Linked DNA regions of Homo sapiens: region 1 is linked to region 2. Evidence: chromatin loops called from intact Hi-C (ENCODE). Cell type or tissue: heart right ventricle. All regions are shown on one strand. Each heading gives the region's core, and the rest is flanking DNA. Links, peaks and the distances in the headings are about the cores only.

Region 1 (8,328 bases), core at 323-8,322, 46 kb before region 2:
GTCCTCTGTAGATGAAAGAGGTTATTTTTAGGATTTGCCAGTGAGGCATGAAGACAATAGAAATGGAAGGAATTGTTATGATCAGTCATTCTGCCAAAGGATTACAGCAAATAATTTATGTCAGAACAACATGGAGTGCTTTCCCCAAATCCAGGTTCCCAAATGGTTTCTTACCTGAGATTTTCAATTCGATAGGTCTCATGTGGGCTCCAGAAATATGCCATGTTATAAAGCTCATGCTGACCCATCTCAGTTGCAAGCCTCTGATTCAGACCAGACCTACATTTTATTTTATTTTTTACTTTTTGAGATGGGGTCTCACTCTGTCACCCAGGGTGGAGTGCAGCAGTGTGATCATGGCTCACTGCAGCCTCAGCCTCACCAAGTTCAGGTGATCCTCCCACCTCAGCCTCCCGCATAGCTCAAACTATAAGCACACGCTACCACACCTAGCTAATTATTTGTATTTTTTGTAGAAATAGGGTTTTGCCATGTTGCCCAGAGCTGGTCTTGAACTCCTGGGCTCAAGTGATCCACCCACCTTGTACTCAGAAAGTGCTAGGATTACAGGTGTGAGCCACCGGGCCTGACCCAGAACTACATTTTACAGATGAGAAAACTAAGATCCAGAGGAAGGAAAATTATTTCCCTATATCCAGAGAGTTAGGTGGCAGAACTGGTGCTACTTTGATGATAAGGATGATGATGATGATAATTTTAACTTCATAAATGTCTATAAGGTGCCAGGCAGAGTGCTAAGATTTCATTCACCTGCCTAGTTTATGTTAATCCTCCCAGCAACCCTTCCAGGATGCACATTTCACAGATGAAGAAAATGAGGCTCAAAGAGGTGAACTGGCATTCCAGCGATGGTCTCTGGCCTACAAAGTCCATACTCTTTGTCACTCTGTGGCACATCCACTTTCTGGGCCACAGCAGGCCTTTCTCCCATTACATCACACCCAGCCCTCCCTCCATGACCTTCCCCAGAAAGCAATCAAGCCCTTGAGCTTGAACGAGATTCACAGGTAGATTCGCTGTGCAACTAACAAACCTTATTCATTCGGCTGGGTGCGGTGGCTCACGCCTGTAATCCCAGCACTGTGGGAGGCCGAGGTGGGTGGATCACAAGGTCAGAAGTTCGAGACCAGCCTGGCCAACGTCGTGAAACCCCATCTCTACTAAAAATACAAAAATTAAGCCAGTCGTGGTGGCGTGCACCTGTAATCTCAGCTACTTGGGAGGCTGAGGCAGAAGAATTGCTTGAACCCGGAAGGCAGAGGTTGCAGTGAACCAAGATCATGCCACTGCCCTCCAGCCTAGGTGACAGAGCAAGACTCGTCTTGAAAAACAAAAACAAAAAACCTTCTTCATTCTTCAGGGCCCCCTCCAAGGCTTTGGAAGACTCTAGCAATGTGTCCCTATGGTCTTTTTTTTTTTTTTTATCATTTACAAAACATATTTTCATACTCTTTGTCTTAAAGATGGCACTTCCAAATTGTCTACCCTGTAGGTCCATAAAACTTGGATCTCCCCTGGCACAATCACGGAACCCCAATCAACCAATATTTCTTTACCAAGCATCTCTTTGCCCCTCAAAAGCAGCCTGAGGCTGCTTCTCATTTGTACATAGTACACTTGGGTGGGGGATGGACGCTCACTAGTTCACGTTCATCTCACAGATTCTAACTCAGGATACAAGTGCCCAGCTGGGCATTGGGGTTTTCTTTGCAATGGTGAATCCTGGTCCTTATGGAGGGCCAGATCAATCCACAGCACCCTGGTCTCTTCTGCACCTGTGATAAGGAGCTTCACAGCTCCATGGCTTACAACACTGTGCATGCTCTCACAGGGACAATCAAGTGGGCAAGAAAGAGGCCCATCCATGATACTGTCTGCCAAGCAACCCCCCTGGCGCAGAGATGGCAAGCTGTCCATCAAAAATTTGTGGTCCATCTTCTATAATACAGTGTCACTGCTGGGTAAATAGCTGCCCAGCCAGAAGCAATGTTTCCTGGCCTCCCTTGCAGTTGGCTATAGTCATGTGACTGAGCTGTAGCCAATGGGATGTGAGTGATGTACACCACTTCCAGGTCTGGCCTATAAATACCATCCGCATGGTTCTCCTCCGTGAGTTTTCCTTTCCCATCCCTTGGCAGGACCTTCGAAGCCACATGCTGAAGATGGCTGAACTTTGGTCAACTTTAGTCCTAGAATACTATAAGATGAATTCTACCACACTAACCTGTGCCCCCACCCAGGACTGTCATGTAAAAGAGAAATACAGGTTTTGTTTTTGTTTTGTTTGTTTGTTTGTTTTTGAGACAGAGTCTCGCTCTGTCGCCCAGGCTGGAGTGCAGTGGTACGATCTTGGCTCACTGCAACCTCCGCCTCCCAGGTTCAAGTGATTCTCCTGTCTCCTCCTCCCAAGCAGCTGGGACTACAGGTGTGTGCCACCACGCCCAGCTAATAAAGAAGAAATAAAATTTCTATTGTGTTTGGGTCTTTGTGCCTTTTGTACCTGTTGTTTGTTAAGGGAATTAATACTCTTCTCTTTTCTTGGGAATTGCTCTCTCTCCCTAAACCACTTGTCTCCCACAGGAAAAGTCATGTTGTCATAGGACCCCAGCCCCTGGCCACAGCTGAAGTGCTCGCACAGTGCTGGGCACTTGAACCACCAGGGGCTCATCGCAGACACACTGCTCCCCATGGCAACGGTGGAAGGGTCACGGCTGGGAACCTGAATGAAGCAGATACAACAAGTCTTTTCTAAGGATTTCTGCACCTGTGACCCAGGAGGTCAAGGCTGATGCAAACTATAAGATGCCCTATTTCCCACCATTTAAGAAAGGCACCACTACACCTAAGAATTGAAGACGAGGGATTCTTACTTTTGATATCGTTCCTAAGCCATGGCTCCATCTTTGTCCTTCCTGTAATTTGAGTTTCCTCCCTTCCTTGGATCTGTGAGCCACTCAATAACCCTCAGAGCTAGGTTTCTGCTACTTACAACCCAGTAGAGACCTAGTTAATATACACACCTAAGCAAAGGAAGGGGTATGTGTGCAGTGGGGTGGGATTGCCAGATGTGTTCAGTAATGATTGAGTGGAGAACCCCAGGCTAGGTGCGGTGGCTCACACCTGTAATCCCAGAACTTTGGGAGGCCAGGGTAGGCAGATCACCTGAGGTCAGGAGTTCAAGACCAGCCTGGCCAACATGGTGAAACTCTACTAAAAATACAAAAATTAGCTAGGCATGGTGGCACGTTCCTGTAGTCCTAGCTACCCAGGAGGCTGAGGCACAAGAATCACTTGAACCTGAGGGGCAGAGGTTGCAGTGAGCCGAGATCCCGCCACCGCACTCCAGTCTGTGTGACAGAGAAAGACTCTGTCTGGAAAAAAAAAAAAAAAAAGAAGAACCTCAGTCTGCTACTCCATCCCAAATCCTGACTTGTATTTCTCCCAGGTCTCTTCAGCTGCCAATGGACTCACAAACCCTTCCCCACAAAACCCATCATTGGACTCCACTCATCCTTTAGGCAATGGCTTCCAGAGCTCCCATATCTCCAATAGCCTCCAGCCATCAGGGGTAATTCAGAGAGAATGCAAAGGCAGACTTTACCTTTTCACTATCCAAAGAAGGCTCAGGGCCAGGGAGGCGATTGTGCTTAACAAATACGCCAGGGGCAGATCATAGGTGAAGTTCTGAAATTTCACCCCATCAATGGTGTAATGTCCGTAAAAGAGGCTAGTTTCCTCCAGGAAACCCTGAAACGAAGCCAAGAGCATGAAGTCAGACTGGTCAGCTTACTGCAGGGAACCAGAAGAGTAGTCCCTGCCTCAAGGAACACAAGTTCCAGTGTCCCCTTTCCTCTCTGTATCCCCAGAGACTGGAACAGCCCCAGAGGCACAGGGAGTATTCAGTGTTTGGTAAATAAAGCACTGATAAAACCCTGGCATTAAAAATGCACAGGTGGGCCGGGCAAGGTGGCTCACGCCTGTAATCCCAGCCCTTTGGGAGGCCAAAGCGGGCAGATCTCCTGAGGTCTTGAGTTCAAGACCAGCCTGGCCAACATGGCAAAACCCCCGTCTTCACTAAAAATACAAAAAAATTAGCTGGGCCTGGTGTTGCGCGCCTGTAACCCCAGCTACTCGGGAGGCTGAGGCAGGAGAATCACTTGAACTCGGGAGGCTGAGGCAGGAGAATCACTTGAACCCGGGAGGCAGAGGTTGCTGTGAGCTGAGATCATAACACTGAACTCCAGCCTGGGCAACAGAATGAGACTCCATCTCAAAAAAAAAAAAAAATGCACAGATGGCCAGGCGTGGTGGCTCACACCTGTAATCCCAGCACCTTGGAAGGCCGAGGCAGGAGGATTACTTGAGCCCAGGAGTTTCAGACAAGCCTGGGCAACACAGAGAGATCCCTATCTCTACAAATTTTTTTTAAAAAAATTAGCTAGGCATAGAGGTGCATGTCTATGGTCCCAGCTGCTCAGGAGGCTGGAATAAGCCGTGTTTGTGCTACTGCACTCTAGACTGGGTAACAGAGCAAGACCCTGTCTCTGAAAGAAAAAAAGCAAATATAACAAGCCAAAACTGAAATTAAGAATAAAATTCCATGTGCCATAGCATCGAAAAGAATAAAACATTAGGACTAAATTTAACTAAGGAAGTGCAAATCTCGTGCCGGGCACGGTGGCTCATGCCTGTAATCCCAGCACTTTGGGAGGCCGAGGCGGATAGATCACAAGGTCAGGAGATCAAAACCATCCTGGCTAACACAGTGAAACCCCGTCTCTACTAAAAATACAAAAAATTAGCCGGGTGTGGTGGCGGGCGCCTGTAGTCCCAGCTACTCGGGAGGCTGAAGCAGGAGAATGGTGTGAACCCGGGAGGCGGATCTTGCAGTGAGCCGAGATTGTGCCACTGCACTCCAGCCTGGGTGACAGAGCAAGACTCTGTCTCAAAATAAATAAATAAATAAATAAAATAAAATAAAACAATTAAAAATTTTTTTTTAAAAAGTGCAAATCTCGGCCGGGCACAGTGGCTCATGCCTGTAATCCCAGAACCTTGGGAGGCCGAGGCGGGTGGATCATGAGGTCAGGAGCTCAAGATCAGCCTGGCCAACACAGTGAAACCCTATCTCTACTAAAAATACAAAAATTAGCCGGGCATGGTGGCATGTGCCTGTAGTCCCATCTACTCGGGAGGCTAAGGCAGGAGAATCACTTGAACCCGAGAGGTAGAGGTTGTGGTGAGCCGAGATCACACCACTGCATTCCAGCCTGGGCAACAGAGCGAGACTCTGTCTCAAAATAATAATAATAATAATAATAATTAAAGAAGCTCTAAAGAAACGGACAACATCCCATGTTTATGGATCAGAAGATCTATGGCCAAATTCCTCAAATTGATTTACAGATTCAACATCATCCTTGTTAGAATCCTAGCTGGCTTCCTTATAGAAAAACTGACAAGCTGATCCTAAAATTCATATGGAATCGCAACACACCCAGAAAAAGAGCCAAAACAACTTTGAAGAAGAAGAACAGTAAGGCCTGGTGGCTCAGAACACTCTCTGACTTCTTCTCCTTCTTTTTTTTTAAATAAAAAAGTAGAGATATGGTCTCGCCATGTTGCCCAGGCTGGTCTCCAACTCCTGGGCTCAAATGATCCTCTAGCCTCAGCCTCCCAAAGTGCTGGGATTACAGGTTTTGAGCCACTGTGCCCGGCTGACTGACTTCTTATGGTGGGAATGATTGAACACCTCAAACACCTCCTTGGATGGCAGGAAAACTCCAGGAGAGTGAAGAAGAGAACAGATATAGCAGAAACATTGTAGGTAGATAATACATAGAGGTTCCCTACAGCATTGTTTATAAAGGAAGGAAATGAGAGGAAATCTGAATGTCCATACAGGGATTGGGCTAGAACACTAAAAATCCATATTATGAAATATCAAGCAAGACCATGTAAGTGCACAGAGAAAGGTCAGCGGTCAAGTAGGCTGTAAACCATGGGGTTAAATGTTCAGTGACCTCTGGGGAGGGATATTTTCATTTTTTACTCTATAAATTCTGTATTTTTCATGACAACTGTGCATTCTTGTGTGTGTGTGTGTGTCTTCTTAAAACAAATTTATTGAAGCTGAGCATATTTACGTTATACAATTGTGCATATCTGTATTTTAAAATTATACAAGACAACCGTGCATTCTTATATTATCTGGGTAATTAAGTCATGTGTTAACTGGAAAAGAAAAAGTAGAAGCAGAAGACTCCATTCTCCTTTCAACTCTCCCAAAGGCCATAAAAACGTGTCCAACCAGAAGAAACCTGTTTATACTGCCAAGGGCTGATATCAGGGCTGTCACCAACCTCTCCCTAAAAATAATGTAACAATTACAGGGGAAAGGTCGGCTGGGCCTGGAAAATATTTTCTGATTTGATAATGAGCTTGGTTCAATTGTTTTTAAGAAAAACAAGCCCCTGTTTGATCTCTCTGGCCCTCTTTCACTTGTGCCTATTTACATTTATATTATTAACAATAACATTAAATGAAAATTCAGTTTCCCAGCCACACTAGACATATTTCAAGTGCTCAAGAGTTAGTGGTTCTGGGCCGGGCACAGTGGCTCACACCTGTAATCCCAGCACTTTCGGAGGCTGAGGCAGGCAGATCACTTGAGGTCACGGGTTCAAGACCAGCCTGGCCAACATGATGAAACCCTGTCTCTACTAAAAACAAAATTTAGCTGGGCGTCATCATACACACCTGTAATCCAGCTACTTGGGAGGCTGAGGCACAAGAATTGCTTGAAACCAGGAGGCAGAGGTTGCAGTGAGCCAAGATTGCACCACTGCACTCCAGCCTGGTGACAGAGCGAGACTCTGTCTTTAAAAAAAAAAAAAAAAAAAAAAAAAAGGTCAGGTGTGGTGGCTCATGCCTGTAATCCCAGCACTTTGGGAGGCCGAGGTGGGTGGATCACTTGAGGTCAGGAGTTCAAGACCAGCCTGGCCAACATGGTGAAACCCTGTCTCTACTAAAAATACAAAAATTAGCTGGGTGTGGTGGTGGGCGCCTGTAACCCCAGCTACTTGGGAGGCTGAGGCAGGAGAATCGCTTGAACCCAGGGGGCAGAGGTTGCAGTGGGCCGAGATCATGCCAATGCACTCCAGCCTGGGTGACAGAGCAAGAATCTGTCTCAAAAAACAAACAAAAAAGAGTTAGTGGTTCCATTGTTATACAGCACAGGTCCACATTCTCCAGATCATTGCAGAAAGTTCTCTTTCAGACAGGCTGTTATCATGCTTACTTTATTGAACATCTATAATTAAGCGCAGCTAACTCTCCTATAAAATTTTTCCTATCAGGAAGAAGGTTACAGTGTGCGAAGAAACTTTTTTTTTTCACAAACAGAAACTTTTCTTGTGGGATGTAATCTAAAGAAATGGGGTTAACAGCAGCTCTGGGATTTGATCCTAACTTTGCTTTCTTTTTTTTTTTTTTGAGACGGAGTCTCACTCTGTCGCCCAGGCTGGAGTGCAGTGGCATGATCTCGGCTCGCTGCAAGCTCCACCTCCCAGGTTCACGCCATTCTCCTGCCTCAGCCTCCCAAGTAGCTGGGACTACAGGTGCCTGCCACCACGCCTGGCTAATTTTTTTCTATTTTTAGTAGAGACAGGGTTTCACTGTGTTAGCCAGGATGCTCTCGATCTCCTGACCTCATGATCCACCCGCCTCGGCCTCCCAAAGTGCTGGGATTACAGGCGTGAGCCACTGTGCCAAGCCATCTATTTTTTTTTAACTTTTTTTGCATAGTAGACATTTGAACACCCACCCAACAATTCCCCTGGGTTGTTTTTAGGAAAACGTGAGATCAGAGATGTAAAAGGGTTTTTTCAAAATCAGGTGCGGCATAGTGGCTCACACCTGTAATCCCAGCACTTTGGGAAGCCGAGACAGGTGGATTGCTTGAGCTCAGGAGCTCGAGACCAGCCTAGGCAACATGGCAAAACTCTGTCTCTACAAAACAAACACACGCACATACACACACACACAAATTAGCTGGGCATGGGGGTATGCACCTGTAGTCCCAGCTACTTCGGAGGCTTGAGGTGAAAGGATGGCTTAAGCCTAGGAGGCAGAGGTTGCAATGAGCCAAGATTGTGCCACTGCACTCTCTGAGCAACAGAGCCAGATCTTGTCTCAAAAAGAAAAAAAAAAAAGGGTGGGGGGCTTTTTCAAAATCAAATGCAGTGGACAAATTCAAGGCTTTCTACCAATTTATTCAGAAAAGTAGAAGCTCAATGGTATGGCATT
Region 2 (8,328 bases), core at 311-8,310:
CCCCTGTTTTCCAAGGCATCCACATTCTAGGAAAGACTGCTACCAGCCTGGCGTGGTGGCTCATGCCTGTAATCCCAGTACTTTGGGAGGCCGAGGTGGGCGGATCACTTGATGTCAGGAGTTCGAGACCAGCCAACATAGTGAAAGCCCGTTTCTACTAAAAGTACAAAAATCAGCTGGGCATGGTGGCACGTGCCTGTAGTCCCAGCTACTCAGGAGGCTAAGGCAGGAGAATCGCTTGAACCTGGGAGGCAGAGGTTGTGGTGAGCCGAGATCGCGCTACTGCACTCCAGCCTGGGCAACAGAGTGAGACTCCATCAAAAAATAATAATAATAAAATAAAGACTGCTACTAAACAAGAAAATAACCAAACCAGATAGATGACTTCAGGTGGTGGTAAGAGCTTTGAAAGAATAAGCAAGGTAACTAACTGGTCAGAGGAAGTGAGATGGGTGCATTGCCTCAGATAGACCGCCCCAGAGGTCTGCCTCTCTGACATGACATTTGAGTAGAGACCCAACAGGAAAAGGAAGAGGCTGCTCTATGGCCGGGTACGGTGGCTCACACCTGTAATCCCAGCACTTTGGGAGGCCCAGGCGGGCGGATCACGAGGTCAGGAGATCGAGACCATCCTGGCTAAGACGGTGAAACCCTGTCTCTACTAAAAATACAAAAAAATTAGCCAGGCGTGGTGGCGGATGCCTGTAGTCCCAGCTACTCGGGAGGCTGAGGCAGGAGAATGGCATGAACCCGGGAGACGGAGCTTGCAGTGAGCCGAGATCGCGCCACTGCACTTCAGCCTGGGCGACAGAGTAAGACTCCATCTCAAAGAAAAAAAAAAAGAACCAAGAGGAGTCCAGGCGAAGAGAACAGCAGATGCAAAGACCCTGAGGCAGAAACAATCTTGGTATGCTGGAGGAATAGGAAGGCAGCCAGTGCAGCTAGAGCAGGATAGGTTAAGGGAGGATCAAGGTGATGAGGGCCTGGAAAGAGGGGCTGGGGTCGAATCACCAGATCCTGTTGGTTGCGATGGAAGAGCCTGGAGTTTATTCTCAGAGCAGTGAGAAGCCACCGGAAAGTTGTTTTTCTGTTTTTGAGACAGAGTCTAGCTCTGTCACCCAGGCAGACTGCAGTGGTGCAACCTCGGCTCACTGTAACCTCTGCCTCCCAGGTTCAAGCGATTCTCCTGCCTCAGGCTCCCCAGTAGCTGGGATTACAGGCACATGCCGCCATACCCATCTTTTTTTTTTTTTTTTTTTCAGACAGAGTCTCTGTCACCCAGGCTGGAGTGCAGTGGCACAATCTCGGCTCACTGCAACCTCCACCTCCCGGGTTCAAGCGATTCTCCTGCCTCAGCCTCCCGAGTAGCTGGGACTACAGGTGCATGCCACCACACCTGGCTAATTTTTTGTGTTTTTAGTAGAGACAGGATTTCACCACGTTAGCCAGGATGGTCTCGATTTCCTGACCTCGTGATCTGCCCACCACGGCCTCCCAAAGTGCTGGGATTACAGGTGTGAGCCACTGTGCCTGGCCAGCCACCGGAAAGTTTTATGTAAGCAGGGGAGTGATCTGTTTTATCATTTAGAAGGATACATACCTCTTCTTTTTTTTTTAGAGACAGGGTCTAGTTCTGTCACCCAGGCTGGAGCCCAGTGTCATAATCATAGCTTACTGTAACCTCAAACTCCTGGGCTCAAGTGATCCTCCTGCCTCAGCATCCCAAAGTGCTGGATTACAGGCATGAGTCACCATGCCTGGTCACACTTCTCATTCTTTAAACCAGACCTCATTTGTCGCCTCCCCCATCCCCCGCCCCACCCCACGGACTGTCCTATAATGCCCATACAACAGGTCACTGTTTAGAAAGTGCTACAAAGTTACAAACACAGTCCCTTCTGAGCCTCCCACCAATGTTGGTGGGTACAAGATCAAAAAAAAAAAAAAAAAACTCATCTATCTAAGGGGCATAGAAGACTTTTTAGTTAGAGGGCCCAATTATAGTCCTCCTGAAAAGATGCCAAAAGTCCCCTCATACACTTAGCAAAGATGCAAGAAAGATGAATCTCACATTCTTTGTATGGGAAATGAGGAACTTGACATCTTCAATATAATGGATTCCACTAAAATAAGATGACTATTAATAGGAACCAACTAAAAAAATACTTGACTAGCTGTTATTGAAAGGCTGAAATTCAGCTGACATAAGCAGTATTAATATTGAGCTAGAAAATAATTCGCATTGAATCCACCCCAACTTTTGTTTTCTGATTTGGGTCTCTTCTAAATTTTTTTTTTCTTCTGGACATTGGGAACAATCCAATTTGAAGGCCTCAATGACCAAATCTACACTCATGTTTTATTCTATATCCTTGGTTTCTTTTTTTTTTTTTGAAACAGTCTTGGTCTGTCGCCCAGGCTGGAGTGCAGTGGCGCAATCTCGGCTCACTGCAACCTCCGCCTCCCGGGTTCAAGCTATTCTCTGCCTCAGCCTCCCAAGTAGCTGGGATTACAAGCACCCACCACCACTCCTGGCTAATTTTTGTATCTTCAGTAGAGATGGGGTTTCACCATCTTGGCCAGGCTGGTCTTGAACTCCTGACCTCGTGATCCACCCGCCTCAGCCTCCCAAAGTGCTGGGATTACAGGCGTGAGCCACCACGCCCGGCCCTACATCCTTGGTTTCAGTAAATCTCTATTCTAAAACTGAAAAAGAGAAAACATTGCAGATAAAACTTTACAGCAGGGTCTTGTGTTTTGTTCAGGACAAGATTCGTAAGCTCCAAATGCTACAAGGAACCCTGCCTGAGTGCTGGCAACTTTTTTATCCTGACTGGGCAGCCGTTGTACATATTTCTGTAGAAATTCATGGAGCTGTATACTTTACTGTAATTCTACCCGATACAAAAGATTATAATACTTGGCTGGCTACCATTTATTGTGACTGTCTAGCCACAATGCCAGGCACTGTGCTAGACACATCACACGATTCTCAGCTAATCCCCGCCCCATTCTATTCCCATTTTACTGCTGAAGGATCTGAGGCTCAGAGAAGGCAAGCCACTTACCAAAGGTCCCACAGCAATAAACAGACAAGGCAGAATTCGGTTTCAAGTTGGTCTAACTGTATGTGAAGGCTGAAATGTCCGGGAGGCAGGCACCTCATACCAGAATGTTAGGCGTGGAGGGGGTGCTCAAATCCTTTCATTTAACAGCAGATGAGGCTATTGAAAGACTGTCTCGGTCAACAGCTGGAAGACAAACCCACCACGGTCCAGACTGCAGTTCTCGTGTCCTTTTGGCCCGGCTGGGTTCCACTGGATTGGATGAGGACGCGTTTGTGGAGGGAGCAGGAATAAGGAAGATCTCCTTCCCACCTGCTGTTCCCCAGAGCCGGGAGCACCCGGCGTCGGGGGTGGGAGGGAACAGCGGCCAGGCCGAGCCTCCAGCACCCGGCTCCCTCCGTGCGCCCTCGGACCCCAGGGGCACCGTCCCCGCGCGCGCTCCCTGCCGCCCTACCTGGATGGACCGCCGGCTGCCGGCTGGGCCTGCCGGGCTGGAGCGCACTGCCGCTGGACTCGCTCATGGCCGCGCCCCGCGCTCCTCAGAGGCTGCCGAGGACCCTCTCCAGCCGCCGCCGCCGCCGCCGCCTCCCCGGCCTTCCCTCGCGGAGCCGGGATTCCAGGTTCCGGCGCTGACATCACAGAAGCCGGAGTGGGGCGCCCCCGCGAGGAGCCGAGCATCAGGGACCGCAGAGGGGCTGCAGAGCCCGGGAGATCCGGCAAGGCTCCATCCAGCGGTGGCGACAAGCAGCGACCTCCCTGATGTCTCACTGAGCTTAAAAAATAACAATAGATTGGGCGCACTGGGAGCCCAGTCTCCACCAGGACCCGGTACACCCATGTAACAAACATGCACATGGACCCCCTGCATCTAAAATCAAACCTGATCTAATAAAGAAATAAATAACAAAAATAACTGGTTGGGAGTGGTGGCTCACGTCTGTAATCCTCGCATTTTGGGAGTCCGAGGCTGGAGGACCGCACGAACTCACAAGTTTGAGACCAACCTGGCCAACACAGTGAGACCCCCATCTTTAAAATTAAAAAATAAAAAGTCCACACGCAAAAAACCCCAAGACTCCAAATCAGTGCATCTAGTAAGTTACCATTTGGGAACAAAAAGGAAACCAAAAAATATATTTGTACATGCTTGTAAATGCCTAAGCTATCTCCCTAGAGGGTGCAAAAAACTGGCTACCTGTGGTAGCTCTGGGTGGGGAGCTAGAGGGCCGAGTGAAGAGAAAACCACGTGCAGTGTTTGTCTTTTACGTTTTGCACTATATCCTCGTTTCATCTCTACCTCTGTTCGTGTGCAGGTTAAAAACATAAAATTGCCAGGCGCAGTGGCTCACACCTGTAATCTCACCACTTTGAGAGGCCGAGGCGGGAGGATCACCTGAGGTCAGGAGTTCGAGACTATCCTGGCCAACACGGTGAAACCCTGTCTCTACTAAAAATACAAAATTAGCCTGGCATGGTAGTGCATGCCTGTAGTCCCAGCTACCAGGGAGGCTGAGGCAGGAGAATCGCTGGAACCCAGGAGGCAGAGGTTGCAGTGAGCCGAGATCACGCCACTGCACTCCAGCCTGGGCGACAGAAGGAGACTCCATCTCAGAAAAAAAAAGAAAAAGAAAAGTAATTGCTAAATATAAATAAATGGGGAAAATGGAGAGAAATCTCCTGTGCAGATTTTGAAATCATTTACGTAGATACTTTAAGGATGGGGAGCTTAGCTCCCTACTCCTTAAGTGTGAGTTGCCCATAGCGACATCCTTCCAAAAGAGTGCAGTATGGAAGTGGTGGTGGAAGAGGGTGAGGGTGGGTTTTATATTAGATAATACCTGACAAACACTGTCTCAGACAGATGATCAAAGTTAACATCATCCGGGATCAGTGGCTCACACCTGTAATCCCAGCACTTTGGGAGGCCGAGGCAGGTGGATCACTTGAGGTCAGGAGTTCGAGACCAGCCTGGCCAACATGGCGAAACCCTGTCTCTACCAAAAATACAAAAAAATTAGCTGGGCATGGTGGCGGGCGCCTGTAATCCCAGCTACTAGGGAGGCTGAGGCAGGAGAATCTCTTGAACCCAGGAGGCGGAGGTTGCAGTGAGTCGAGATTGCACTACTGCACTCCAGCCTGGGCAACAGAGTAAGACTCCATCTCAAAAAAAAAAAGTAAATAAGTAAATAAGTTAACATCAACATTAAGCCATGAGGATGGTGTGCACCCTTCCTACGATGGGATGAGAAGGGCACTTTACCTCTGTGGTCATAAGAAAAATATCAGACAAATTCAACTGAGGGGCATTCTACAGAATACCTGATTAGTATTCCTCAAAACTGTCAAGGTCATTTAAAAAAAAAAAAAAAGGAGGCTGGAGACTGGGTGTGGTGGCTCATGCCTGTAATCCCAGCACTTTGGGAGGCCAAGGCAGGTGGATCGCAAGGTCAGGAGTTCGAGACCAGCCTGGCCAAGATGGTGAAACCCTGTCTCTACTAAAAAAAATACAAAAAATTAGCTGTGTATGGTGGTGGGCACCTGTAACCCCAGCTACTCAGGAGGCTGAGGCAGAGAATTGCTTGAACCCAGGAAGCGGAGCTTGCAGTGAGCCGAGATTGTGCCACTGCACTCCAGCCTGAGCAACAGAGTGAGACTCCGTCTCAAAAAAAAAAAAGGCTGGACGCAGTGGCTCATGCCTATAATCCCAGCACTTTAGAAGGCTGAGGTAGGAGGATGGCTTGAGCCCAGGAGTTGGAGACTAGCCTGAGCAACACAGTGAGACCCCATCTCTCCAAAAAATTTTAAAAATTATCTGAATGTGGTGGTGCACGCCTATAATCTGAGCTACTCAGTTCCTGGAACACAAGTTAAAACACATTAAAAACTATGGAAATCTTAATAAAGTAGGGACTTCAGTTAATAGTCATGTATCACTCTTGGTTCATTAATTGTGAGAAATGTACCATATTGATGTAGGATGTTAATAGTAGGGGAAACTGGGCGTGGGCCATGTGAAAACTCACTATCTTATCCTCAAAGGTTTTCTGTAGATCCAAAACTATTCCAAAACAGAAAATTATGTGTGTGGGTAAGTAATTTCCTGGCTCAAAATAAAAGCTATTTTTTATTTATTTATTTATTTTGAGACAGAGTCTCACTCTGTTGCCCAGGCTGGCGGCAGTGGCACAGTCTTGGCTCACTGCAACCTCTGCCTCCCAGGTTCAAGCAATTCTCCTGCCTCAGCCTCCCGAGTAGCTGGGATTACAGGCACCTGCCACCATACCGGCTAATTTTTGTATTTTTAGTAGAGATGGTGTTTCGCCATGTTGGCCAGGCTGGTCTCAAACCACCGACCTCAAGTGATTCGCCCATCTTGGCCTCCCAAAGTGCTGGGATGACAGGCATGAGCCACCGTGCCCAGCTGATAAAAGCTGTTTTTATTGTGGTTAAGGGTAAGGTCACTGGATGGGAACCTGGTTTCTGATTATTTCCTATGTGAGCTGGACCATGTGCCACAAACTTTCTGAGCCTGTTTTCTCATCTGTAAAATGGGGATATAAGACTAGAGCTTAGGTCCCAGGGCTGTGGCAACAACAACTGCCTAGGGGCAGCCTAAATTTCTATTGATCGGAGAGGGGTTAAATAAATTTTGACACATCCGTCCAGCAATTACATAGCTCTACATGGAGATGTATCAAAAATTATATTTATAGAAGGTATATTATTAAGTGAAAAAGCAAGGTGGAGGCTGGGCATGGTAGCTCATGCTTATAACCCCAGCATTTTGGGAGGCTGAGGCAGGAGGGTCACTTGAGTCTAGGAGTTTAAGACCAGCCTGGGCAACGTAGTGAGATCCCTATCTCTACAAAAATAAAAATTATCCAGGTGTGGTGGCACACATCTGTAGTCCTGGCTACTTAGGAGGCTAAGGCAGGAGGATTGCTTGAGCCCAGGAGTTCAAGGTTCAGTGAGCTATGCTCATGACACTGCCCTCCAACAACAGCGAGACACCATCTCAAAAACAAAACAAACAAAAAAAACAAGATGAACAAGTGTATCAGGTAAGCCACCATTTGGGTTAAAAAAGCAAGAATATATATGTATCTGTTTCTAAATGCAGCATACATCTCAGGACAAGGGCAGGGGAATTTTTACTAATTACCCCTTTTTTTACTCCATAGACATATTACTGATACATACTCAAATGTTAAAAAATGATCTTTAAACCTGTGGCACAGGGGAAGTGTCAGGAAATGATGACTATTTCTACTGAGAGACAATTCCTCCCTCTTCCCTTCCTTACTGGAGGCCACCTCCCAGCCCGCAGTCCCAGCCTGCAGATCTGGAAAGGAACCCAGTTTTTCTGCATATGGAAGATGGAATGGGATGGAGGTGAGTGGTGACTGTGCAGTGACCCTAGAGAGAAGATCCAGCACTTCCTGCTGGCTGCACCTGGCACCTGGCACCTGGCCCTGGCTTGGCTCTGCATCCTGAGCCAGAGAGACCTCGGTTATTTTTCTAGGAGCAGAAGAATGAGCCAGCCTCCCAAAGGAGACTCCCTGCTCCCAGGAGACAATTTTACAGGAATAGAAATAGGATAGTTAGGATAGTTCTTCAGGAAGCAACAGTCACTAAAATCTCCTGTTAGAAGGAATAGAAGAGGAAGAAGGCAGATAGATGGATACAAAGAAATTCAGACAGAAGGATGGTGAGTAGGACAGAAAGACGGGCAGAATTATCAATTCACGTGTTGCTTTCTTTTTTATTTTATTTTATTTTATTTTATTTTTTGAGACGGAGTCTTGCTCTGTCGCCCAGGCTGGAGTGCAGTGGTGCGATCTCAGCTCACTGCAACCCCTGTCTCCTGGGTTCAAGCGATTCTCTTGCATCAGCCTCCCAAGTAGCTGGGACTACAGGCGTGTACCACCACACCCGGCTAATTTTTTGTATTTTTAGTAGAGATGGGGTTTCAATGTGTTAGCCAGGTTGGTCTCCATCTCCTGACCTGGTGATCCGCCCGCCTTGGCCTCCCAAAGTGCTGGGATTACAGGCGTGAGCCACCGCACCCGGCATGTGTGGCTTTATTTCAAGGAGAGACAGAAATGTCGCCACAGCACCCCCTATGGCCTTTCTCAATCCTAGCACTTTATTTTTACCATTTGTTCTGTTTCTTTTTTTCTTTCTTTTTTCTTTTTTTTTTTTTTTGAGACGGAGTCTTGCTGTGTCACCCAGGCTGGAGTGCAGTGGCACCAATCTCAACTCA

Evidence for each region. A loop is a pair of places that touch in the nucleus more often than their neighbours do. Peaks named below come from ENCODE experiments on the same cell type or tissue, not always from the same donor. Only the 100,000 strongest peaks of a DNase experiment are listed, where the experiment ranks them.
Region 1: a loop joins it to region 2, with 4 times the contacts of the local background. A loop is called at or near these places in 2 of 110 quality-filtered maps.

Annotation. Positions count from the first base shown.
Region 1 is chr16:19,025,664-19,033,991 of GRCh38, reverse strand. It overlaps TMC7 (transmembrane channel like 7), which reads right to left. Exons shown (of 16, transcript NM_024847.4): 6 at 3,623-3,768. Among named protein-coding and RNA genes, the nearest start is that of COQ7, 38 kb to the left of the region's middle. RefSeq lists an enhancer at 3,661-4,205. In heart right ventricle, for the core only: no CTCF peak of the experiment used is centred there; a DNase peak (open chromatin) is centred at 3,788; H3K27ac peaks cover 2,300 bases.
Region 2 is chr16:18,979,322-18,987,649 of GRCh38, reverse strand. TMC7 (transmembrane channel like 7) reads right to left here and starts at 3,716. Exons shown (of 16, transcript NM_024847.4): 1 at 3,520-3,716. The coding sequence starts at 3,586. RefSeq lists a silencer at 3,746-3,805. In heart right ventricle, for the core only: a CTCF peak has its summit at 3,744; a DNase peak (open chromatin) is centred at 3,729; H3K4me3 peaks cover 1,922 bases; H3K27ac peaks cover 1,233 bases.